Linked DNA regions of Mus musculus: all the other regions are linked to region 3. Evidence: chromatin loops called from intact Hi-C (ENCODE). Cell type or tissue: heart. All regions are shown on one strand.

The links. Hi-C counts contacts between places; a loop is a spot of excess contacts. Peaks named below come from ENCODE experiments on the same cell type or tissue, not always from the same donor. Only the 100,000 strongest peaks of a DNase experiment are listed, where the experiment ranks them.
Region 1: a loop joins it to region 3, with 2.1 times the contacts of the local background. A loop is called at or near these places in 16 of 42 quality-filtered maps.
Region 2: a loop joins it to region 3, with 2.3 times the contacts of the local background. A loop is called at or near these places in 2 of 42 quality-filtered maps.

The regions. Positions count from the first base shown.
Region 1 is chr11:116,485,535-116,493,534 of GRCm38, forward strand. Prpsap1 (phosphoribosyl pyrophosphate synthetase-associated protein 1) reads right to left here and starts at 4,812. Exons shown (of 10, transcript NM_026364.1): 1 at 4,514-4,812; 2 at 2,584-2,636; 3 at 335-401. The coding sequence starts at 4,683. In heart, a CTCF peak has its summit at 3,373 (motif pointing left); DNase peaks (open chromatin) are centred at 4,847, 5,127 and 7,147; H3K4me3 peaks cover 2,573 bases; H3K27ac peaks cover 2,442 bases.
Region 2 is chr11:116,332,810-116,340,809 of GRCm38, forward strand. Foxj1 (forkhead box J1) reads right to left here and starts at 2,545. Exons shown (of 3, transcript NM_008240.3): 1 at 2,409-2,545; 2 at 1,233-1,899. The coding sequence starts at 1,730. It overlaps Rnf157 (ring finger protein 157), which reads right to left. Exons shown (of 19, transcript NM_027258.1): 19 at 3,536-6,021. The coding sequence ends at 5,897. In heart, a CTCF peak has its summit at 3,017; a DNase peak (open chromatin) is centred at 2,662; H3K4me3 peaks cover 3,154 bases; H3K27ac peaks cover 2,215 bases; H3K27me3 peaks cover 4,965 bases.
Region 3 is chr11:116,529,471-116,537,470 of GRCm38, forward strand. Sphk1 (sphingosine kinase 1) reads left to right here and starts at 2,981. Exons shown (of 6, transcript NM_025367.7): 1 at 2,981-3,898; 2 at 4,500-4,703; 3 at 5,379-5,531; 4 at 5,610-5,704; 5 at 5,782-5,897; 6 at 6,142-7,200. The coding sequence starts at 4,694. The coding sequence ends at 6,916. In heart, CTCF peaks have their summits at 3,748, 4,954 and 5,200 (motif pointing right); DNase peaks (open chromatin) are centred at 3,091, 3,671, 4,491, 4,901 and 4 weaker places; H3K4me3 peaks cover 3,988 bases; H3K27ac peaks cover 4,338 bases; H3K27me3 peaks cover 4,932 bases.

The DNA of each region.
Region 1 (8,000 bases), 44 kb before region 3:
TGTTTTCAAGACAAGTTTGTGCAGCCTTGGCTGGCCTGGAACTTGCTCTGTAGCCTAGGCTGGCCTGGAACTTGCTCTGTAGCCTAGGCTGGCCTCGAACTCTCACTCAGGAGTGTTAGGATTAACAGTGTGTGTACATGCTCGGCATTTCCTGACTTCTGAGGCAAGCCTCACTACTCTACCCAGCCTGGCCTTCACTCGGTCTGTACCCAGGCAGACCTTGAACAAAACAACAGAAATCAACCCTGGATTACCGGTCACACGAAAAGACAGCCACTTACATTGGGAGATTTCCCAGAGAAAAATGGACACCTGAAGTGGTGCCAAGTCTTACCTGGGTATTGTCTGTATAATGAAAATATCTTGGCCACGAACAGATTCTTTGATTTCAACTCTTGTTTCTGAAGGAGAAAAAAAACAGTGTTAATTTTTAAGGAAACAGCGGATGGTGCAGTAAACACACAGCAGCTGGGTGAAGAGGGAGCCAAGCAGCCTCAGCTGGTGTAATCATAACTAGAACTCGGGTACACAGAGTGGTTAAGGCTGGGGTAAGACAAAACCAACAAATGTGTCGAACATTTCCAAAATGGCACGGAAGACAGGGTCTGCTGTAAAGAGAACTTGAATCTTAGCATCCCTGTCAGGATGGGCTGGACAGGAGGCCGCTGACACTTGGACTCTGCCCCTGCCTCAGTTCCAGGGATGCTGAGCGCTGCTGCAGTGATGGACAGGAGAGCCATCATCACATCACTTCCATCGCCCCGACTGCAGCTCCCACACTGACAGCCGATACTCTCTCCTGACCTCTTTGGAGGCCCCCACACGTGACACACATAAATAAATGAATGAAAACTAAATCTTAAGAGAAAAAAGCTGCTAAGGTTGTGTCTTAGGGTTTCTACTGCTGCAATGATAAACACCACGACCAAAAAACAAGTTGGGGAGGAAAAGGGTTCATTCAGCTTATACTTCCACATCGCTGTTCATCACTGAGAGAAGCAGGACAGGAACTCACACAGGGCAGGAACCGGGAGGCTGGAACTGATGCAGCAGCCATGGAGGGCACTGCTTACTGGCTTGCTCAGCCTGCTTTCTTATAGAACCCAGAGCCATCAGCCCAGGGATGGCTCCGCCCATAAAGGAGGTTGGGGGCCCTCCCACCCTTGATCACTGATTGAGAAAAGCCTTTTTTGTTTGTTTGTTTGTTTTGTTTTTTCGAGACAGGGTTTCTCTGTGTAGCTCTGGCTGTCCTGTAACTCACTCTGTAGACCAGGCTGGCCTCGAACTCAGAAATCCACCTGCCTCTGCCTCCCAAGTGCTGGGATTAAAGGCGTGCCTGTGCCACCACTGCCCGGCAAGTTTAAGACTTATTCACCAAACAGAAGAAAAGACAAACGTTCTACAGATCTCTCCTTTACTTGTTATCACAGGGTATGTGCGTCAGGGCGGAAAATCTAAAGAAGGGGAGCAGAGGACGCAGACCTCTAATGCTTGAAGAAAACATTTCTGCGTTCACAGACACACACACAGACACACACACACAGCCTCCTAGCTACACCCCCAGCCCTCCTGCCGTACGTTCTCTGCAGAGCAGCAGAAACAATGAGACCCTGCTTCAATAAAACAGCACCGATGCCCTAAGGCTGTCCTCTGAGCCCCACACCTGCATGCACAACGCACACCCACTGCACAAGTAACACAGCAAAACTGGAGTCCTGTCTGCTTGTAAAAGCACGCCAACCGTGGAGGTGATGGTGCCACCGGGCTCCAAGGCAGGGCAAGTTCTAAGCTAGGGCGGTGAGTTCTCGTGCATCCAAGGAAACAAAGCAAAAGCATGCTTTAAAAAAAAAAAATGCAGCCGGGCGGGTGGTGGTGCACGCACGCCTTTAATCCCAGCACTTGGGAGGCAGAGGCAGGCGGATTTCTGAGTTTGAGGCCAGACAGGTCTACAGAGTGAGTTCCAGGACAGCCAGGGCTACACAGAGAAACCCTGTCTCAACAAACCAAAAAAAGAAAGCTATCAGCTGGGCATGAGAGTACATGCCCACAATCCCAGGACATGAGAGGCTGAAGGGACTGGTCCAGCAAGATGGCACAGAGGGTGAAGATACTTGCTACGAGGCCTGATGACCTGCATTTGGCTCCTTGAAGCCCACAGGGTAGAAGGAGAGACCCAGCTCCCAGCACGATGATCAAGAGTTTGAGACCTTGGGCTGGTGAGATGGCTCAGCGGTTAAGAGCACTGACTGCTCTTCTGCAGGTCCTGAGTTCAATTCCCAGCAACCACATGGTGGCTCACAACCATCCGTAATGAGAAACAAAAAAACCTATGGGCCGGAGCAAACAGAAGAAGGGGGTGGGGAATTTGAGGCCTTGATGGACTATATAGTTAATGCCTATCATAAATGAATGAATGGAATAAGGGTCAGAAGTGGCGGAGACTGCTTGTCATCCCAACACTAGCGGCAAAGCAGGAGGATTCAGAGGTTAAGCCAGCCCAGGCTACATGAGATACTGCAGTAGCTGCTGCAACAATAACAACACATCCCAAACTTAAAAAAAAAAATCAACTTTTTAACTTACCTCCATTGGTCTCCTGATATACAACAGATTTCCCCAATTCAGCACCAAGACGCCTATTACACAAAAACAAAACAAAACAAAAAAAGATGGTAAGAGCATGCAACTAACTAAGCCAGCATTCTGGAAGCTGAGGCAGGAGGATTGCTGTAAGGTGAGGACCAGTCTGGGATACATAGTGAGTAACAGGCCAGCCAGGACTACTAGCAAGACCAAACTTAAAAAAAAAAAAAAAAGCCAGGAGTGTCTCAAGCCTTTAATCCCAGCTCTTGGGAGGCAGAGGCAGGAGGATCTCTGCAAGGCTATCTATCCTGGTCTACAAAGCTTACTGGAATTAGCATAACAAAAGGCAAAACCACTAATCTTTTTTCTTTGTTTTATTTATATGTGAGTACACAGTAGTTGTTTGTCTTCAGACACATCAGAAGAGGGCATCAGATCTCATTACAGGTGGTTGTGAGCCACCATGTGGTTGCTGGGAATTGAACTCAGGACCTCTGGAAGAGCAGTCAGTAATCTTAACTGCTGAGCCATCTCTCCAGCCCAAAACCACTAATTTTTAAAGTGGAGCTTTCTCAAGGCAAGGTCACGTGTGATAAGTGTGACCCAATACAAACAAGCTCAACTTTCATGTTTAAAGGGATCCTTGGCCTGGACAAGACAAATAATCAGGGGCTGGAGAGATGACTCAGCAGTTAAGAGCACTGGCTACTCTTCTAGGGGTCCAGAGTTCAATTCCCAGCACCCACACGGTGGCTCACGACCATCTGTAATGAGATCTGGCGCCCCCTTCTGGCCTTCAGGCACACATGCAGACAGAACATTGTATACACGATAAATAAATCATGAAAAGAAACAGAAACCGGAGAGACTGACTGTCTCCCTGTACATATCTCCTAAACCCACTTCAAAGTCCAACTGATAATAAAACAGGTGGAGCTAAGAACTTTTGAAATATGAAAATGACTTTAAATGTTCAAAGTCAAGTCATTTACGCCAGGGAGTCCAAGTGCGCACCTGAACTGCCAGCATCGGAAAGGCCAAGGCCAGAAATATCACACCATTTAGAGTGTGACCAGGGTCATAAGACCTTATCTCAGAAACCAAAGCCCATGATGGGTGTGGTGTTCCCGCGGCAGAAGCAGGCAGATCTCCCGGCTTGAACTCTTGAGAGTGCAAGCCTCATCCATTCACTAAGTTCCAGGCCAGCAGGAGCTACGATAAAGCTCTGTCCCATAAAGGAGAAGAGAAACGATACATATTACTAAAAAGCTTATTTCACAAAGGGCCCTTAAGGCTCTTTATACCAGGGCTCTAGTTTTCTCCAAAATTGAAAAGGGGCCTTTAAGTAGACCGGTTATTATCAGCAGGGCACCGGGAGGCTCTGCTCTGCAGGATTCTTCTCCATGATTTCCGCAAAGTTCAGGCTCACGCTCCCATCCCTTCCCCATAGAAGCACCCACAGTTTGTAAGTAAGGTTTAAAAAAAAAAAAAAAAATCACGTCCTTCATCCATCCAGCATCGGTAACAACAAACAAGCCTGGAAAGACATCTCAGGGCCCCCACGGTCCCCTGAGGTCAGTGGTTAACACACGCACACACCCCTAAGCAAACACTTTTTTGTACAACTGATCCTACACACTTGTAATCGCGGCTCTCCCCCCGCCCAGCCCGAAGTACTTCTGAGTTCCCTTCTCCCTGACTGTCCTAACCCTTCGGTCTAGGATGGACCCACATCGCCTGTCGCTTTAGGGACGCCTGGAAATGGCGATGGTCAGATTCAGGGCAAGCGCAGGAAACCTCTCTAGGGTTAAGAGTGCGCCGCGGCCCTGGGACGGGGTTGGGGAGTCGGCCCAAACCTGCTGCTCCCGGGTGCAAAGGTGGAGGTGACGGGGAGAGGGGCTAGGGCCACCCCGGGGACCACCTCGCTTACTCAGTGATGCGCTTGGCCAGTTCCGTGCAGGCGGCCGTGGAGTTGGCCGAGAAGACTCGGTAGCCGGTGCGGGCTGCGTTCATGGCCGGCGAGGCGGCGGGCCGAGCCCGCGGGACACGCAGAGCAGAGCACGCGGACAGCGGGGGCAGCAGCAGCAGCTTCCTGGGCATCCTCCGGCCCGAGGCGCGGCTACAGCGGTCCGCGCGGGGCCGCAGAGGGACGAGGCGCGACACAGATGCGTCCGGATCTCCAAGCCGCACCGAAGGCGCAGCCGAGCGCCGCAGCCTCCTTCGGACCCCGCGGCAGGCCGCGCCCCTCCGCGACACCGAGTCGAGCAGCTAGAGCGTCCGCCCCCGCCGCCATCTCGGAAAAGGGCAGGGAGGTGGGCATGGCATGGAGAGCCTGTTCTGACACAGGCGCCGCTGACTCGCGTGTTCGCCTGAGTTTGAGTCTCCGGGGACAGGTATTTTAATGTCCACTATTCTGGGAGGTGCAGCCATGTTTAGTGGTACTTATAAATGTTTTCAAATTTACTGCCAGGAACTAAGATGTCCGCCCAGGGACCGGAGACAATCTAGCCTCACGCCTCTATGATGAACGAGCCTCCGGCGCTCCCCTCCACGCTTGCGCAGGCTGGGATTTATTTGAAAAGGGACAGCCGGCCCTTTCCCTTTTGCGGGCACTTAAACTAACTGCTCCAGAATCTGGACGTGGAGGCCTTCCCTAGACGTTATATCTGTGTCTGCACGTGAGGCAAGGTTGCACTCCTGCCCGTTGTTGTTCTCAGTTCTCCCACCCGTCCCCCTCAACCCCAGCCAGCCGCTCTGCCCGCATGAGTTCGCCTTGTGCAAATACAGAAGGCGCGTGTGTTCATTTACTTTTGTGTAAATAGATGAAGTCGTTCCAAAGAGACATTTGAGCCTCTCGATCTATCAGACTGTTTGAAAAACGGACCCCCAAAGAAGTAAAGATCTTCCCCCACCCACCTCAGGAATGTCATGCTGGGAGAAAAAAAAACGTGACTCCCAAAAACAGCTTTCACAGAGCTCCAGAGACTTCTCAGACCACCTTACAGGCTGAGGTTGAAGCCCATGCAAGGGCGTCTCAATGATGGTCGGGACCTTGCCCTGGAAGGGACGGCTTAGGTGGCAAATCCTCGGCCTTCTGCTTACATTTTTATCTCACTTCTGGACGGAGGACAGACTTGTGGACTTCTCTGGATTCCTCTGTTCCTCTTACCGATGTTGCTAGGTTTAATAAATCTCCCTTTTCTGCTTTCTGTTTTCAGTTCGACTTTTAATTTTAATTTTAATTTAATTTAATTTAATTTAATTTAATTTGGCTTTTCGAGTCAGGGTTTCTCTGTGTAGCCCTGGCTGTCCTGGAACTCGCTGTGTAGACCAGGCTGGACTCGAACTCAGAAATCTGCCTGAACATTGAGTCTTTCTGTGTCTGTGCACCGTGCATACACAGTGCCTGCAAAGGCCAGAAGAGGGTGTCAGATTCTCTGGAACTGTAGTTTGGAGTCAGTTGTGGGCTGCTGGGTCTTCAGGAACAGCAGCCAGTGCTCTTAACTGCTGAGCCATCCCTCCCGTGCCCAAGTTGCAATTTTAATTAACATATTGAAGAAGGTGGCCAGACCTGACTTGGACTCAGATTGTGAGCCCCAAGGTTGATTACACTAGACCTAATCAGGAAGGGCCGATAAGCTCTCTGGCCTCACCTCATAACCTGTTTCGCTAGGCCTTTTCCCTTCCTGCTCTTTAAGTAGCACATGGCAGGTACCCTCTTCAGTCTTCCTATTCTCTCAGTGTTATTCAAGGGCCAGACACCAGGGACCACCATAAAAGGGTGAAGCTTCAGTGTCTTGCACGGAATCACCAATTGCTGATACATATCTTATGCAAGGAAGGGACTTACAAAACACATTCATGACCTTGGCAACCTGAATCTGGACCATGACCCTCGTCACCCAGTCCTGGGGCACCTGCTCAATAAACTATCCCTGTCTGACTGAGATTGGTGTTTGTGTGGCTTGTGAGGCGATTTCTGGCCCCCAACACATATGATCTTATACTATGACACATACCTGAGGAAATATGAAAGGGGAAATGATGTATTTAAGTTCCTGGTTTTGCCAGTTTTAATCCAAAATCGACTGGGTCCATTGCTTCCGGTCACAGCCAAAATGGAATATCTTAATATCAGAAGTATATGGTAAGAGCTTGAAGTGGAAACTTCAATTTTCTTTGGAAAGTCAGCTGGAGATTGAAATCGCTGCAGAGAACCATTTCTAAACAGGTCCACTTCCCCCGTATCCTAGTAACCTTCCTTTTCCACTGCCTCAGGTGGGTGGTGGGCTAGAGGGGACGCTGAAGCATTTAAGAACCATCATGAAAAGTAGGTTTTGAAAAAAATCAAAGCAACAAGGGCTCCTTCCAATCTGTTCGCCCGTTCACAAGTGTCTGACTAGGGCTACCAAGGGCTCCTTAGTGAGAGCCGTCCACAGTCATCTCCCCTTGTCTCAGACCTCCAGCACTTATTGATGGGAGGAGCATCTCATACTGATGGGAGTATCCCAAACTGATGGCAGCATACCATACTGATGGGAGGAGCATCCCATATGGATGGGAGCATCCCATACTGATGGCAGCATGCCATACTGATGGGAGGAGCATCTCATACTGATGGGAGCATCCCATACTGATGGGAGTATCCCATACTGATGGGAGCATCCCATGGGGATTCAGATGCTAACTGTGACACTTAAGCAGGTGTGAACTTTGCAATCCCTGCACACATCAGCCAGCCTGAGCTCCTCCACCCCACTCCCTAATAAATCTGTGGCTCTCCATTGCTTTTGGAATAAAAACTAACTTTCCTATAGAAAAAGCAAACCATTTGCCTTTATTCTTAGGCCAAAATCTATATAGATTTTTCAAGGGGTGTAAGGCTTTCTACTCAACAGTAAGTAATTAGTTCTGTAGGTGTCTGTGTCTTTCTTCTTCTTCTTCCTTCCTCTTCCTCCTCCTCCTCCTCCTTCTTCTTTTCTTCTTTTCCTTCCCCTCCTCCTTCTCCTTCTCCTCCTCCTCTTCCTCCTTCCCCTCTCCCACTCTTCCTCCTCCTCCTCCTCCTCCTCCTCCGAGTGTGGGTGGGGAGGGGAGGAGTCAACAGTGACCTATGTAACTGAGGATGGTTTTGAACTCTGATCCTCCTACCTCCACATCCCAAGTGCTGCGATTAAAAGCCGGCATCACCACACACACCCATGTTATGTTTGGCTGGGGATTGACTCCAGGGCTTAGTGTGATCAAGCAAACTCTTTACCAACCGAGCCAAGTTCCCTATCTCCCCACCCACTGTCCTCTTACCTCTTTGTAATAAAGTAATTTGGAAACAGGAGTCTTATCAGAGAAGGCCAAGGATAAACTGCAGCACGAGGGTCCATGATACAAGACAGGGTTTCAGGGCATGTGCATGCCACTTC
Region 2 (8,000 bases), 200 kb before region 3:
CAGCTCCCCCACGGCCTGGACTGCCATCTCCCTCTGTTTGTGAAGTGGGTGGGTTAAGGGAGGGGGCTGGGTGACCAAGGACTGTGTGTTTGTGTGTGTGTGTGTGTGTGTGTTGGGAGATTTAGTGACTCCTTGTTTGTTGAGCCAGCTGCTGGCCTAGACCTTCACCCCCTACAATCTCCTCTTCCCACCCAAACCACCTCAGTTGATTATTACCCAGCCAAGCGCATAAGGCTCTTTTCTGGGACCTGAGTTGGCAAAGGCATTGAATAAGGAGAAGATTGGGGAATCTTTTGACCCAGGGTTAGAGCCATTTGGAATGGGTTAGGACTATGATCGTGCCCTCTTGCTCCTTGGCTGCCTTAGGGAAGAGTGGGCAACCTCAGGCCTCGTCTCTAGAACATGGATCTTGATACTGGAGGATGTTCACAGTGCTGTCTCTGTCTACTGAGCCTTATCTTGCCCTCTCCACACGCAGCAGCTTAGTTCTGCTCACACCACACTGGTGTCCAGGGGCCCAGGCTATGCTAGCAAGGCAGGTGGGCAGTGAGTGGGCACCCTTTGGCCAGCAGGGCTGAGATGTTTACACGGCAGCCTGGCCCATTGGCTGCTCTGTGCCAGGTTCTGGAGATTTAGAACCCGAAGCCACTGCAGCAGAAGTGCCCCTGTGGAAAGCACCTGGCTCAGGTAATTGCCCCCCTAGGGAGGCTGGCTGAGAGGGTGGGGGTGGGGGCAGGAAACTGGGGAGGAGCTGAGGTGGGAGGCTGGTCAGTGGCTTCAGGATGACTTCCTGACCCCTCCACCTGGACAACTGATCTTTGTACCCAGAGGGGCTCATCTCTGCCCTACTCTCTAGACGCAGGGTGCAGAAGTTGGCAGGGAGGTCACCTAGGTTCCATTTCAGAGTCCAGTTCTGACTAATTCCTCGGGCAGATCATTGTCTAGGAATTTTCGGACACGGGACAAGAATGTGCCTTAGTGTTACATCCCACATGAGGCTACACCGGGCCCTATTGGTCCCTCTTCTACAACTTCGTCTGTACCTCCAGGGCCTTGGCTCCAGACAAGGGAGCAGTTTCAGAACCTGGCAGAGTGGTCAGGCCTCTCATGAGGCCTGACCTCACAGCCAGGTGTCTCCTTGGCCTTGCAGATCTGGTATGCGAGCCTGGCTAAGTGCCAGAAGGAGGTCGTGAGGAGGGAGTGGCCACCACCCGCACCTCTCCTCCCCCTACCTGCCAGGTGGGGTCTGCATGGCGGAAGTAGCAGAAGTTGTCCGTGATCCACTTGTAGATGGCCGACAGAGTGATCTTGGTGGCCTTGCTGGCTTGCATGGCCATGCAGATGAGAGTGGCATAGGAGTAGGGTGGCTTCACGTGTGGGTTGGTGGCATAGTCCACGTCGTCAGGGGGCGGGGCCTGCAGCCCCGGGGGCGCGCTTCGAGATGTGCACGACGATGTGGGCTTGCCGGGTGTGTGCGGCTGCCCAAGGCAGGCAGGGTCTGCCGCCAGCGGTGACCCGGGCGCCACCAAGCCCGGCACTTGGTGGTAGCCGTGGGGGTCTGTGCCTCCTGGGGGAAGAGTGGGAGCCTTGGCGTTGAGAATGGAGAATTCCTGCAGCCATTGCAGGCTGGTCAGGCTGTCATCCAGGGCGTCCGGCTCCTCCATGCCGCCCTCCGGCCCGGCTTCCTCTCCGGGACCCGCTCCGCAGAGGCGCAGCCAGCTCTCCGCCATGTCTGCGGGGACTCTCCGAAGGGGCGGTCAACATCCACAGGCTGAGCCGGAGTGGCCCGCCGCGCTCTCTGGCCCGCTGGTAACCCAGACTCCAGTTACACAGTCTCCAGAACACTCACTTCCATTCTGCGACCCAGGGGGTCGCCTCCTCCGAACACGAATGTGAGGCCTGCGGGAGCACCACGGAACTGAACACTCTTCCCCTACCCCGAGAGGAAAGAGGCGCCTTAGGGGGGGAGCCCCTCACATTCATCCCCGCAGCCTGTGGCGAGGTCAGGGAAACACAGGACCCTGGTCTGATCCTGCGTCTCCACCTCTCTCCATCTGCCCTTGAAGGGTTTGTTGGCCACAATGAGGGAAGAGGGTAGGAAGGCCCAAACTAACTCTTTTCCCCAAAGAGTGGGAAACTAAGATCACATCCCAATAGTCCAGGGGGGTCAGTACGACGCGGCTGGGGCAAAGTAGGTCATCTGATCCTTGAAAAGAGGTGTTAGGATGAAGGGTCTCGGGAAAGGAAGGTCACAGGACCGAGTTATGGAGGAGCAGGAAGCGATCTCCCGAACTCCTCAGATTTCATTTTCGTGGCCCCACTACTTCTGTGGGCGACCGATGGACTGGATAGCCAGCAGGTCCCGACGCCCTCCCATCCCGTGGTCCACAGCCCTCCCAGTCCCTTACCTGGCTCAGAGCGCAGCCAGCCAGAGGAAGGTTCTGGAAGAAGTTCCTCCCACCTCCCGCGGTTCTCTGTCCCCAGCTCGAGGGCTGTGCTGGCGCCCCTCTTCGCGCCCCCCCCCCTCGCCCGACGGCGCTTCTCTGAGCGCCGACGGCCCGGGGACCGGCATTAAGTAGACGCTCGGAAGGCTTCTTCTGCTGCCATGGCGACGCCCCGCCCCCATAAACAGCTTCCGCTGCTGTCATTGGCCAGTACGTCTCCAAGGAGACCGCGGGCCCTTGCAGCTCCTCTGGCGGCAACTCTCTGGAACTCTCTGGTTCTGCCGCCCTCTCCCGCGCCACCCAGCCCCCTACCCGCCACCGAGATCCGACTCTGTGCATTCCCGCCCGAGGGCCCCGCGCTGGGTCTCACGGCGGGTGCTCGGCTCCCGCTCGAGGCCCCGGGAACCCCTCCCCCAACGCGTCGGGTTTGACCGCTGAGGGGACCCAGCCCCGGATTCTGCAGACCAAGTCTCGGGGAACCGTGCCCTTGAAGTCTTTGCCCTCACCGGGCTGCCAGTGGCCTTTGTCTGGTTTCTGGGGCCTTTCCCTGGTCCCCGAGTGTCTTCTCTGGTGCCCACAGGCAAGTTTGACTCTCTGATGCCACCTGTCGCTTATAATCCGCAGAAACGGCCACACAGCTCGCAGACACACCGAGGCGGGTAGGGTAACCCAGCGTCTCCCGGTAAGCAGCTCGCCCACTCACCCTGCTCAAGTTCCCGGAAGCTGGCATTCCAGGGGCATCTGCGGAGGTGCTGCCCTTTCAGACAGTCTAGGAAGCAGAGCCAGCCGGCAAAAAACAGAAAAGCCCTGGGCCTGCAAGATTCTCAAAGAGGTCATTTGTTCTACTGATTTAGCCAGGAACTGGTTAAGTGATGGGAACTACTAAGCATAAGGGATTCTGGGCCCTAGCTTTCCCTATTGCCATCAGCTTTGGGGTTCTTTAATAATTGACGAGCTGCAGGATTGGAAGTGATCGGGTTTAAGGCAGATGCAGAAGCAGGTAGGGCAGTCAGGAATGGAGCTGGCCTTGTACCCAGGTCTGCAGAAATACTAAAAAGAGCCTGAGCCACTGACTGAAACGAATACGTTCACAAACGAATTCACGTTGTAATTAATGGCTCCCTTGCCCCTGTAAACAGTTTTATTCACTTTTAAGAATCATGCAGCAATCCATAAATATTGCATCTTGATGTCCCCACTGTAATGTGCCTATAAGTGTACTCCATGAATGTGAGGGGTACACAGATGGCACATACAGAGCACACGCACGCACACACACACATACACACACACATACACACAGGTGTTCAGGCCCTAAAACAAAGTGTGCAGCCAGCACGCCAACACCAGATGGACAGGACTAGTTCCCCAGTGGGATGGATGGCTTAGGGTTTGAGTCTGTGCCTGGCAGATGTCACAGGGGATAGACACTCTGGTGGGATGAAATTAGGTAAAGCAAAAAGGCTCTTTGAGGAGGCCAAGATCTGGGCAGTACCAAGCATGGAAAGGTGCAGATACTGTGTGATGAGGAGCCAACGGCACCAGGAGAACATGCCTGACTCTGTACATTTGAGCCCCAAGAAAGGGATGGTTCCCAAATGGACTGGGTTGTGTGGCAGCTGACAGTGGGCCACCCTGTGAATGGGCTATTTCTGCTTGCCAAGAAGTAAAAGGGCAGAGTGAGGGGCGGAATGAGCAAGGCAGAGCAAAGGGTATGCTAACCTGGGTGCCTGGATTATGGAATTCAGGCTGAGCACTTGTGAAGGGAGACGGAAGGGCTGATTATAATGGCTTTTTCGAGGGTTCCTGGCCACTGTGGCTACTGTTTACCCGAATCTCCTTCATCTCAGCTTCTTCCCCTCCTCCCAGGTCACACCACACTGTGAACACCGCTTACCTACTGCCTGCCAGGGGAGAAGGGCTACGTGCAGCCGTGCAGCCGTCCCAGGCTCAGGGAACTTCCCTGTTGTTTCTGTTCTGGTTTTTGAGGAGGTGTGGATATTGCTCAGCCTACACTGGTGTAAACCTTAAGTGTGGGAGGGAGGGGCCCTCGGGATGCTGAGGAAGTAAAAGACGGGAAGCAGGGTGTTCAGAAGGGGCAACATGGGATCTGAAGCTCAGCCTGTCCCACGTCCCGCAGCGCAGCAGAGCCCCTAACAGTGGGATTACCATGGAAAGGAGAGCTGTGCGGTGGTGCAGGCCTGTGATCCTAACTCTTGGGCAGTACCGGCAGGAAAACCCGAAGTTCAAGGTCATTCCCAGCCACATGGCAAGTTTGCAGCCGGACTCTCCACCCCCGACCTCCCCTCAGGATCCTGGGCACTGGCATTTTGGGGAAAGCCTTTCAAAGAACACACTTGCAAGTCTAAAGCTCCTCGTATCGCACCCTCATAAGTGACTGTCACTAATCTTGATCCCCAAACCATCTCATGTTCCGCTGAACGACTTTCTGTTCCAAAAGCCACTAGATAGGCATCTACTTTAGAGCCATGTTAAAACCCACTGAACCCAACAATTTCCTGCCAGCTTGCTGCTATGGCTTTGAGTGCTAACCTGACAGCATCTCTCAGCACTGGTGAGCCCACCTCTCATCTATCCCATCTGAAAGGCAGGGGAGGAATGCACTAGGGTAGGGAGGTCTCCTAATCCTCTGGCCCCAGAGCCTCCACCATTCCTTTGGTGTTCCTGTGCACCAGTTTGAGAACCACTGGGCCTCAGCTCTTAGCCTAGTTCTTCAGCTATTACAAAGAGGGCAGAGAAGTGGTTAGCTGGGTTCAAGACCCCCTCAGTGGCTGTAGTGACGATATGGGAAGAGCCTGCCCAAGCACTGCAGGGAAGTGGCCCAGTAGGCCTTCCTGACTGCACTGGAGGAGGACAGGCCTTGCAAGGGGTATCTTCCTAACTGTGGACACCGGAGGTGCAGGAGACCAACTCTGTTAGATCTGGCTTCCAACCAATAGTTCGGTGGCTACCCTCTCCCTTAGGCGTGGGCAAGGAGCTCCTGGTGTTCTGGGAGGCCGGAGTGGATGGCCTTCCTCATGGAGCAAGTTCCCAACCAGTTCAAGTTAGGTTTCTAATTGTTTATGAGTGCCAGAGACCAAAACCTGTCCATGGGCGTCTAACAAGGCTGCCAAACTCTTCAGTCTTCTTGGTCTCCACTCAGAAGAGAAAGCCTACAGAAACAACCAGCCCTGACCCTCAGCTCAGCTGGCCCACAGGTTTGGCTGGCACGTATTAGCCCACAGAGGGAAGGCTTCTGGTTCTTTCTGAGAGGGTAAGAATCGCGGTTACAGGCGATGAGGCAGGTGGGTGGAGGGTTGCGCATCGTCCTCCCTTCATGTGAGTAGGAAGTCCACGAGTCTTGTTGAAGATGACCAGAAGGCTCGTGGTCCAGTGAGGGCAGATGGAAGGCAAGGACAGGAGGGGACGCCCAGGTGGAGGTGCAGATGCCCTCAGACAGCCATAGGATCCCATACACAAGGCCTGTTCTCCTCAGGGTCCTCCAGGCTGCTGGAGGATAAGCGCCGGCGCTGGGTATGGCGACAGTTGACAGTGTTATCCTCATGCTGCCAGGTACCTGGAGAAGGAACAACAGAGGTTCTGGGAGCCATTCCTTAGGCCAAGCATACATGGTGTCCCAGTACAGCAGCACAGGAGTCAACACAGAATCTAGCAGGATGTGTGTGACGTGAGACATCTGGCTGCATGAGCCACTCCTGAGAGGAAGAGTGAGGAGCAGGTGCTGGCAGGTGCCACGGCTGCCCCTCCCTAGCTAGGTAGTCGCTGCCTGTAACCCATGGACAGATGGGGAGACTGTAGGTGTTCTTCATTCGTGAACTTACCTAGCATCCAGCTTGCATGTTACATACTTGGTTCTGGCCTTGGGAGTGTTAGTTAGGAGGCTGAACTGGGCTGCTTCCTGCATGGAAGGTGGGTGTACAGAGAGCACACCCTGACCTATAGCCTGTGTCTGCAGGGGGGTAGGGGCGGGGGTGGGGCTGCAGCATAGCAGGGGCCAGGGAAGGGAAGCCTTGGGTGGGAGACGGTGTATGCCCACACCTTCACCTGTACCACTTCCTCGCCTGAGCACCTTTCAGTCCAAGATGCTGTTTATCACCCTGGCTTCTCCCAGCCTCTGGCTGCATCTGTGGCTCCAAGTGGAGACTCAACCCTGACGCTTCTGTTTCATGCTCTGATGCAACCTACCTACCTTGTTTTCTCTTCCTAGTCACACCCACACCTGCATCCACTCGGGCCTCAGATCAGTTCATAGGTTCCAACGGTCTGATCTTTGGCAGGTCACCTTCCTTAGGGGGCTTGGCCTTCTCGTATGCCCAGTGAGACAAGTGGGTAGCACTCACAGATTGGCTGTGAGGCCCGCATGGGGCCCTACGTAAGGGTGCCCAGCCACATACCTGACTAGAAATGACCTGTGAGCAGTTCCTGCCAGCTTGGTTTGGGGGAGCCTCATGTGTTTCCTAGGTCCCTCTAGCTGGCGAGTTAGCTCTGTTTTGTTCTCTCCAGGAGAGCGACTATGTTTTATACAATGGCAGGCCCTGCTCCTTTCCAGGCTCGGGATGTTCAGGGAAGGTACTTCATCTTGTTGGCTCTGCTCGGCAAGCTTCTGCAGGAACCATTTACAGGTTTGCACCCGGGAGCTCAGAAAGGTAGTGTGGCCCTAGGACGGAGATGGGGGCGTGGGGCTTTTCTATTAAGTGAGGCCAGCTAACTGTATATTGCAGTCCTGAGTCCAACTTACAAATGGCCAAAGTCAGCCTCAGATTCAGCGAGCCTAAGACACGAAGAAAGTCCTTAATAGCACATATGCTAGGAGGAAGCAGGTACTGATTGCTTATTTTGCATGAGTGGTCTGGTGTGAGGCTATATAGTAACAGGCCTCAGTACAGCCCTGGGAAAGGAAGGGTACAGGGTCTTGCCCACAGGCTCTCCACTCCTGAGCATGAGTCCAAGGAGTTTCTTCCCCTCTGCAGGTGGCACTCTGGGGCGTGGGAAAGAGGATCAGGGAAGAGACCCCAGGTCAAATGAGTGGTCTGTTCAGTTATATAATTTGGTAGATGTCATACCTATTCCTCAATGTTTATGGGGCAGGACTCCGGAGCTGCGGCTGTTCAGTAGGAGAGACCAAAAGCAAATGGTAAACAAGAGAGAAGACACACAAGCGCACACAAGTCAAACAGCAGCAGCCTCATCACTACCACCAGGGTCACTGCTGCCAGCATCCATGACTCAGGGCCTAACGCTGTCCCGACCAAACTCACACACGTCCTTAAGCAGCATCTCCCACCCAGGAACTCCGGTCAGGGCTCCAGGTTGCCTGCAGAACAGTCTAGGCTGCAGATGGGCCATGTGCAATGAAGGGACATGGCGAGGGAACGAGATGTCCTTTGCCCTGGGGAGGAGCCACAGGATCTATGGTGGCCCTCACATGCTTGCCTCTCCACAGCCCACTCACAAGGCAGCCTGGATCCCGAGGAGATGTCTGAGTGTGCCCTCCCATCTGCCTGGATCCAGGCTCTCTGGCAAGAAAATGGAGCT
Region 3 (8,000 bases):
TGCCAGTGGCCAAAGACTGGGAGACAGGGTGGGACCTTTAGTTTTTCCTAGTTTTTTAGTTCCTGGTGTGTCTGAGGACAGCATAAATACAACTTAAAAAAAAAAAAAAAGCCAGGCGTGGTGGCGCAGGCCTTTAATTCCAGCACTTGGGAGGCAGAGGCAGGCAGATTTCCGAGTTCGAGACCAGCCTGGTCTACAGCGTGAGTTCCAGGACAGTTGTGAGCCACCATGTGGTTGCTGGGATTTGAACTCAGGACCTCTGAAAGTGCAGTCAGTGCTCCTAACCGCTGAGCCATCTCTTTCCAGCAAGACCAGATTCTTAAAAAAAAAAAAAAATAAATAAATAAATAATTATCCAGGGAATTATTAGCTTCAGGCATGGCAGGTAAGGTTCCAGGTATTCTTGCCTAATGAAAACAATCAGGGCCAGTGAAGGCTTTGCAGCTGAAGGTACATGCCACCAAGCTTGACACCCTGAGTTCAAACCCTGAGACCTCGTGATGGATGCAGAGGACAGACCCTAGAAGGTCCTTTGATCTCTACACTCATACTGTGGCACACAGGTATGCACATGAACACACACAGACACATACACACACACATACACACAAACACAGAGAGAGACACATAAACACACACATAGAGACAGAGACACAGACAGACAGACAGACAGACACACACACACACAAAACCAATTTAAACATTTGGCCACTTGGCAGCCTTGAATTCCTGGGTGCAGAGGCCTGGGCTAGTGAATAACTCCCGGTCTTTTCTCTAGCATGAGGTAGGAGGGAGGAGGTGGCGGTGTGGGGGGCACTTGGGTACTTTTCTCTGGGAAAGCTGCCCAGAGGAGCCTAGGAAGGAAAACAATTCTTTTCACCTGTGAGACAGGTATGGCCTGGGAACAGAGGCTGAGCTGATAAGTCAGAATTCCAGACTGGCCCAAGGCCAAAGCCAGTTGCACCTTGCTGACAGGCTGGCTAATGAGAGAGAGAGAGAGAGAGAGAGGGGGGGGGAGAGAGAGAGAGAGAGAGAGAGAGAGAGTACACGCTTGCATGCTTGTGTTTGTGCACTTGTGCTTGGAGCTAGCTACTGTTTCTCCTGGAGATTCTCAGACCCTGGGTTCCTGAAGTGGCTGTTGAGGGGAGCAATACACCAGCCTAGCTAACACAGAGTAAGCTCTGGTGGTACTTGGCCTCCCAGACTGGGGGAAGGGCTTGGGGTTTGTTATAAGCTTTGTTGGGAATTGGTTTGACAGCTCCCATAAGGCCCTTCACCTCCCAATCCTTCCAGAGACACAAAAGAAAACCAACATCTTGTTCTTGTCCATTCCCGGCTACAGGGCCAGGGGTGCTGTTTGCCGGTTTCTACAGATAGGATAAAGTTCTTTAGGAAAGGAAAGGGTCTAGAAAGCTGCATGGAATGGGGGAGGTGAACAAGAATGAAAGAGGCAGAGACCAGAGAGGTGAGGAGGCCAGAGGATGAGGCGGCAGCCGACACAGAGGAGCCATTGTGTCCACTGGAACCAGCGCCAGACTGGAACCCCCCTCCCACTGGGTCTCTTCTGAGCAGAAGGGGAACCGGCCCTGAGGCCCAAGTATAAAATGTCCTGCAGGCTGCTTCTGCTCTCTCCCACGGACTGAGTTTCCAGTCAACCTTGCTCCACGCTTGCCCTCAGAGTATGAGAAGTTCCAGCCCCAGGCCTCAAAGAAAAGCGAGACCCTGATCCAGGTCGGCATTTTGAGCGTAAATTTACACACAGCCCGATCTTTCCTTCCCCGTGCCTCAGTTTCTCCTCTTTAGTTGTTAATGACTTGCTTGTCGGGCTTGATAAACACTCCTTCCCAAACCGTGAGAGAGCAGAGGAGGGTGTTTCCTACAGTCTGGGCAGCCAGCCCCCCTCCAAGCTCAAAATCTCGGGGAGAATAGTTTCCTCCCTGAGTCTGCTAGATACCAACGCCAGATCTGGACCCTAGGTCTCTGGTAAGGGGAGGGGGCAGGGTAGACAAGGGAGCGAGTGGCAGAGAGCCTGGCTTCCCCGCAGAGCCCCCTCCTCCCACCGCGACTCGTGTCCCCGCAGCGCGTGACCACGGCACTGCGGCTGCAGAGCTGCAATCCTTCCTTGTCCGCGCTAGATTCCAGGGGTGTAAGGTGGGAAGCCGGGGATGGGGGTAGGTGCAGGACCAGATCTTGGTAGCCACGAGTCGCGGAACCGGGGGTGGGTGATGACGCCCTTGCTCCCTCCAAATCCTCATTTTTTTTTTTTTTTGGTTGGTTGGTTGTTTCCGGGAGTTTCTCCACCCGTGAGCGTGTCGCTGAGTCACCTTCTCGGAAGGCACTCGGGGCGTTCATGATCCGGTCAGGCTGTCCCGCGGCTGTACAGAGCCAAGGCATATATTGCAGTGACGCGTGCGGAACCGCAGGTCCAGCCTGTGCCCCTGGCCCTCCTGGGGACTCCTAAAATACTGAGAAACTCGGTCGGGGAACTCCAGGGTCCTCTGGGAGAGAAGCCACCTTCAAGGCGTGACCTAGTTCACTGCAATCCTTTCTTATCTGGGTTCGTTTTCCTCTTGGACTCGCCTCTTCTGGACTTTAAGAAGCGATGCGAAGATAGAGGTGGGTGGGGTCGCGCGGGGGCCGGTGTGGGCGCGCCAGTTCTCTGTAACCGGAGCTAAACCAATGCAGCTTCCTTGGGAGTTTGGTGTCTGTTTTTGGTGCTTGGTAGGATTTGGGAGCTTCTTTTTCCAAGTCTCCGCTAATAATCTTCCAAAAATTTAACTCCGGTTAGTCACGGACACCCTCAGGTCACTTGCCATGAAATATATCACTTACACAACTATGCGTCTTGTTTATCTCCACCGAAGCGCATACACCGGGGCACGTGTGCATTTTCACCCCGAGATCGCCCGAAGGGGTGGGGAGGTTGGGACCACGCCCCCATGCTAGCCTCTCCAATCCTGATGAGAGCCCCCATTGCCCTGTCCACACTGCTGGGTTCCTCCAGTCGGTGAGGATCGTGGATCCCGATCATCCGCGGCAGGCAGCATCTCAGGCCTTGATAGTGTTCCCTGGGGGGAAAGACTCCACCTTTGGAGGTTGCTGACGAGGTACTCTCATCTCGACTTCGTCCCCAAACCGGTTCAGCTTTCTCCTGAAAGGCGTGCCAGACTGCTTCGGGTTCGGCGTCTGAGTGAGCCAGCGGCTGCATCTGGAAGCTAAAAGTAAAGGCACCGCGGAGGAGCAGGGGAGGAAGAGAAGTTCGCGGGTGGCGGGTGACCCGACCCTGGCCCAGAGTCAGGACAGCACTAGGGTCTGGATGTGGAATTCAGGCTAGGTCTAAGCGACGCCAAAGAGGCGCTGCATCCCTACTGTGAACAGCAGTTTCGAGGTTCAGTAAGCGCAGACCCACGCGTACCCGAAGCCCGCTCGGATGCTGGGCGCCGGCATGTGGGCTGCGCCCTCGCTTTCGCGCTCCGCGGATGCGCTGCTTCAGGCCGGGCTCAGAACCCCACCTCTTGCGGACTTCCTAAGCTGTTCCTCCAGCACCGGGCGCACAATCGTATCCGGGGATCCTGCCCCTCATCTGCGCGTGGCCGAGCCCAGGCTGGCGGCGACTGTGTTCGGGGAGGTGCAGTGAGATCCCGGGCGGGTGGGGGACCAGAGCTGCGCGCAACTCTGGTTCCACCCCGAGAGCACAAGGAACGCGGGGCGTGGCCAGGCCGGCCCAGAGGCTCAGCGCCCTCCCCGGGCCGCCGTGAAATTGAGCAAAAAGTTTGAGACCGGAGGGGGGCGATCCCTTGGAGTCGGTGTCAGCCCAGTGCTTCAGTTGTCCCTCTGTCGCGGGTCTGAGTCGGAGAGGAGCTGCTTTCCGCCACTGGCCGCCCGTGGGACAGATTGGGTAGGGATCCCCTTTCCCCCGCGCGCGCCCTCCCGTAGTTGGCGGTGCCTTCGTGGGTCCGTGAAGGAGACGGCCCCACGCCTGCGCCTCAGTGCACACTCGCGCTCCGGCAGGGCAGACCATAGTTGTGGGTCCGCCCAGCACAGGCAGGCTTTTGCGGGACTTGGGCGCTGTTCTCACGAGTGCGGCACGCACCCCCACCCCCACCCTCTTGGAGACTCGGAGCTTCAGCGGCTTCGTAGTTCAGGCAGGGGACCGGGCGACTGCGCAGGTTGCGATGGGGTTCTTCGTCCCAGAGTACGCGCCTCTCAATGCCAGTTCTGGGAATTGTATGCAGTTGGATTCTCCACCAAGCCCGAAGGGTGAAGAGCCGGCCCGACGAAGAGAGCCACGGGTCACTGACTCATGCGTCGGGTCCGAATCCGGTGTCCCCTGGAACGGAATGTTCGTGGGGTGGGAAGCTCATTCTGGAAAGCTAGATCCCCCACCCACGGGGCTCTGGTGATTCAGTCGCGAGCCAGGGGCTCTGGTTGGGCACTTTGTCCCACGTGCATGGAAGCCCAGGCAGAGAACCCCACCACTCTTTCCTCCTGTCCCTCAGATCTGGCCGCCCCGGGGAATGACGAGGGCGCTCACACAGCCCAGGGAGGTGGAGAGGGCGAGCCCCACGGCCAGTCGCCAGACACCCTCCTGGGCAACACCGATAAGAAGCTGAACGCAGGAGCCGCCGTTACCTCTAGCAGCGCCGGGGCAGCACCGGTGGCCCCTTGTCAGCGGGAGCCCCGGGACCTGGCTATGGAACCAGGTTTGTGGGGTACCTGTCTGGGAAAGGCTAATGAGATCTCTTCCCCCAAGAAATGATGGACAGCAGAAAGAAGCCTAGGGTCACTCGAAAGAAACATTTTGTCCCGCGAGGCCAGACATCGTCTGTCCCGGGGCCAAGGAAAGAGGTATTGCGGTGTCCCACTCACTCCCAGACAACCTGTGGGAGGCCACTTCCTCTGGCAGGGTTGTGTTGATGGGTGGAGGATCCCAACTGTTCCCGTAGCTCTCTTCGGCCCTCTAGCGACTGGTTGTGGACATTACCATTCTGTTTTTGTTTTTCGAGGCAGGGTTTCTCTGTGTAGCCCTGGCTGTCCTGGAACTCACTCTGTAGACCAGGTTGGCCTTGAACTCAGAAATCCGCCTGCCTCTGCCTCCCGAGTGCTGGGATTAAAGGCGTGCGCCACCATGCCCGGCCGTGTTTAAGTGTTTTGACAGAACACTTATATGTATAAGCACTAGGCTGTGTATTTGGCGCCCTTGAAGGCCAGAAGAGGGCGTAGAGATCCTCAGGAACTGGACCTGGGAGTTCGGGACCACTGTGAGCCACCTTTCTGGTGCTGGAACTGAACCTGGGTCTTGTAGAAGAGCAGCAAGTGCTCTTACCTACCAAGCTCTCTCTCCAGCCCCATGTGGTGGTGTTGTGTTTTGTTTGTAGTAGAATGCCCTCGAGGACTGCTCCCACGGCCATGCAGAGTGCTGGTGCTGCTGAACCCCCAGGGTGGCAAGGGCAAGGCTCTGCAGCTCTTCCAGAGCCGTGTGCAGCCCTTCCTGGAGGAGGCAGAGATAACCTTTAAACTGATACTCACCGGTGAGTGCTGACCCCAGAGGGTGAAGGGAGCATTTCATGCCAGAAAACCAGCTCTGAGAACATCAACTCTTCCACCAGAACGGAAGAACCATGCCAGGGAGCTGGTGTGTGCAGAGGAGTTGGGTCACTGGGACGCCCTGGCAGTCATGTCCGGTGATGGTCTGATGCATGAGGTAAGGGATGGGCTAGAGGATGGCCCAGAGGGCTTGGGATGGTTTTCCTAGACTGAGACACTCTGCCTATTTAACAGGTGGTGAATGGGCTAATGGAACGGCCAGACTGGGAGACTGCCATCCAGAAACCCCTGTGTAGCCTCCCTGGAGGCTCCGGCAATGCGCTGGCAGCTTCTGTGAACCACTATGCTGGGTGAGAGCTGAGGGTCAGAGTGGGCATCATGTCCCCTACCGCCATTTTCTGAGTTCCTGTGGGAAGCTCCACTTTCTGCTGGAGTCTTGTCCTCAGTTTACTGGCCCTAGGGAGCCTCCATCTGCTGTCACTGACTCCAGCGACTCCCTAGGGACCACGGTTGCACTGCTAGCCCCCATTCCTCAAAAGGAGAACAAAGAGAACGCAAGAGGGCTCCTGTCCCATCTGATCTTTAACCTTGCAGGTACGAGCAGGTGACTAATGAAGACCTGCTCATCAACTGCACACTGCTGTTGTGCCGCCGGCGCCTGTCACCCATGAACCTGCTGTCCCTGCACACTGCTTCTGGGCTGCGGCTCTATTCTGTGCTCAGTCTGTCCTGGGGCTTTGTTGCTGACGTGGACCTCGAGAGTGAGAAGTACAGGCGCTTGGGGGAGATTCGTTTCACAGTGGGCACCTTCTTTCGCCTAGCAAGCCTGCGCATCTACCAAGGCCAACTGGCCTACCTTCCTGTAGGAACTGTGGCCTCTAAGAGACCCGCCTCTACACTGGTGCAGAAGGGCCCCGTCGACACACACCTTGTTCCTCTGGAGGAGCCAGTGCCTTCTCATTGGACTGTGGTACCAGAACAGGACTTCGTCCTGGTGCTGGTGCTGCTACACACCCACCTGAGCTCCGAGCTGTTTGCAGCACCCATGGGCCGCTGTGAGGCTGGTGTTATGCATCTGTTCTACGTACGTGCGGGGGTGTCAAGGGCTGCGCTGCTGCGCCTCTTCCTGGCCATGCAGAAGGGCAAGCATATGGAACTTGACTGTCCATACCTGGTTCATGTGCCCGTGGTTGCTTTCCGCCTGGAGCCCAGGAGCCAGAGGGGCGTGTTTTCTGTGGATGGAGAGCTGATGGTATGTGAAGCTGTGCAGGGCCAAGTGCACCCAAACTACCTTTGGATGGTCTGTGGCAGCAGAGATGCCCCATCCGGCCGGGACTCCCGGCGGGGGCCACCTCCAGAAGAACCATAACTCTGTGCCTTTGTCTACTCTGTCTAGGCTGAGATGGGACCCTCCCCCGCACCCACCTCCTGGTATGGGAGGTTATTTCTAAAGTTCCTATGGAAGTGGTGGGGACCCCTGCAGAGAAAGCTAGAAGGTGGGGCTATGACTTGGAAAGAAAGGCTCTACCTTCCAGTTAGAGTAACATCCCCAGTAGAGCCCTGCTGGCTGGACCAGTTGCATATAGAAGACACTCCCCATTGCTCTTAGGGACCTTCCCTGGGAACCAAATTCAAATAAAGAGACTTTTCCAACCTGCTGATCCTATCCTGGGGATTGGGAAGGGAATGGGGTCTTAACACCAGCAAGGGCTATGGAATTGTGTTATCAGGGATTGAACTCACTTATTTATGTCCCACGGGACAATCATGCTGGTGTTGGGCACTTCGCTCCCTACGGGCTGATAATCAGACCCACTTCAGCTGCAGAGGCCCTCAGCCTGGCCAGCAGCCCTATCTCACACACAGGAAGACTGTGGACCTCAGATCAACTGTACCTCTTTACTAGGCACTGTCAATTGCTGGTTTCTTCACAGGCGCTGGGACCTCCCCCGGGGCCGCTTACATACAATTCTGCTCTAATTTCAAGTGGTCTTGGGAAGTGCTAGGGCGTATTATGCAGTGGGCTTCATGTAGCTACAGGGAAGCCATCATCCATGCTGGGTGGATGTTCTAGTGTGGCTGAGTCAGTGCCCTGTGCTCCTGCCTGAGGGCAAGCTTGGGTGGACCTGCACGTTGTTGTTAGGACCCTGTGAGAGGAAGACTTGGCTACATCTCAAGGAAGGGACTCTTCTGACCAAACTGAAAAATGACAGGCGCAATTTCTTAAAAAATAAACTGGGCTACACCCATGAGCTATCTCTGGGTCCACCCAGGACACCTCAGCCCTTCCCTGCTTGCACTTAACAGGAATTCTAGGCAGAAATGAAAAGGAAGCCGTGGGACAGGGTAGATGCCAATCCCCTAACCTGGGCAACCGTTCCAGTCTGGAGCCCACAATACTGACACTTGACCATTGCTAGATGCTGTGGTGTCAATTTCCCGGGAATCCTGAA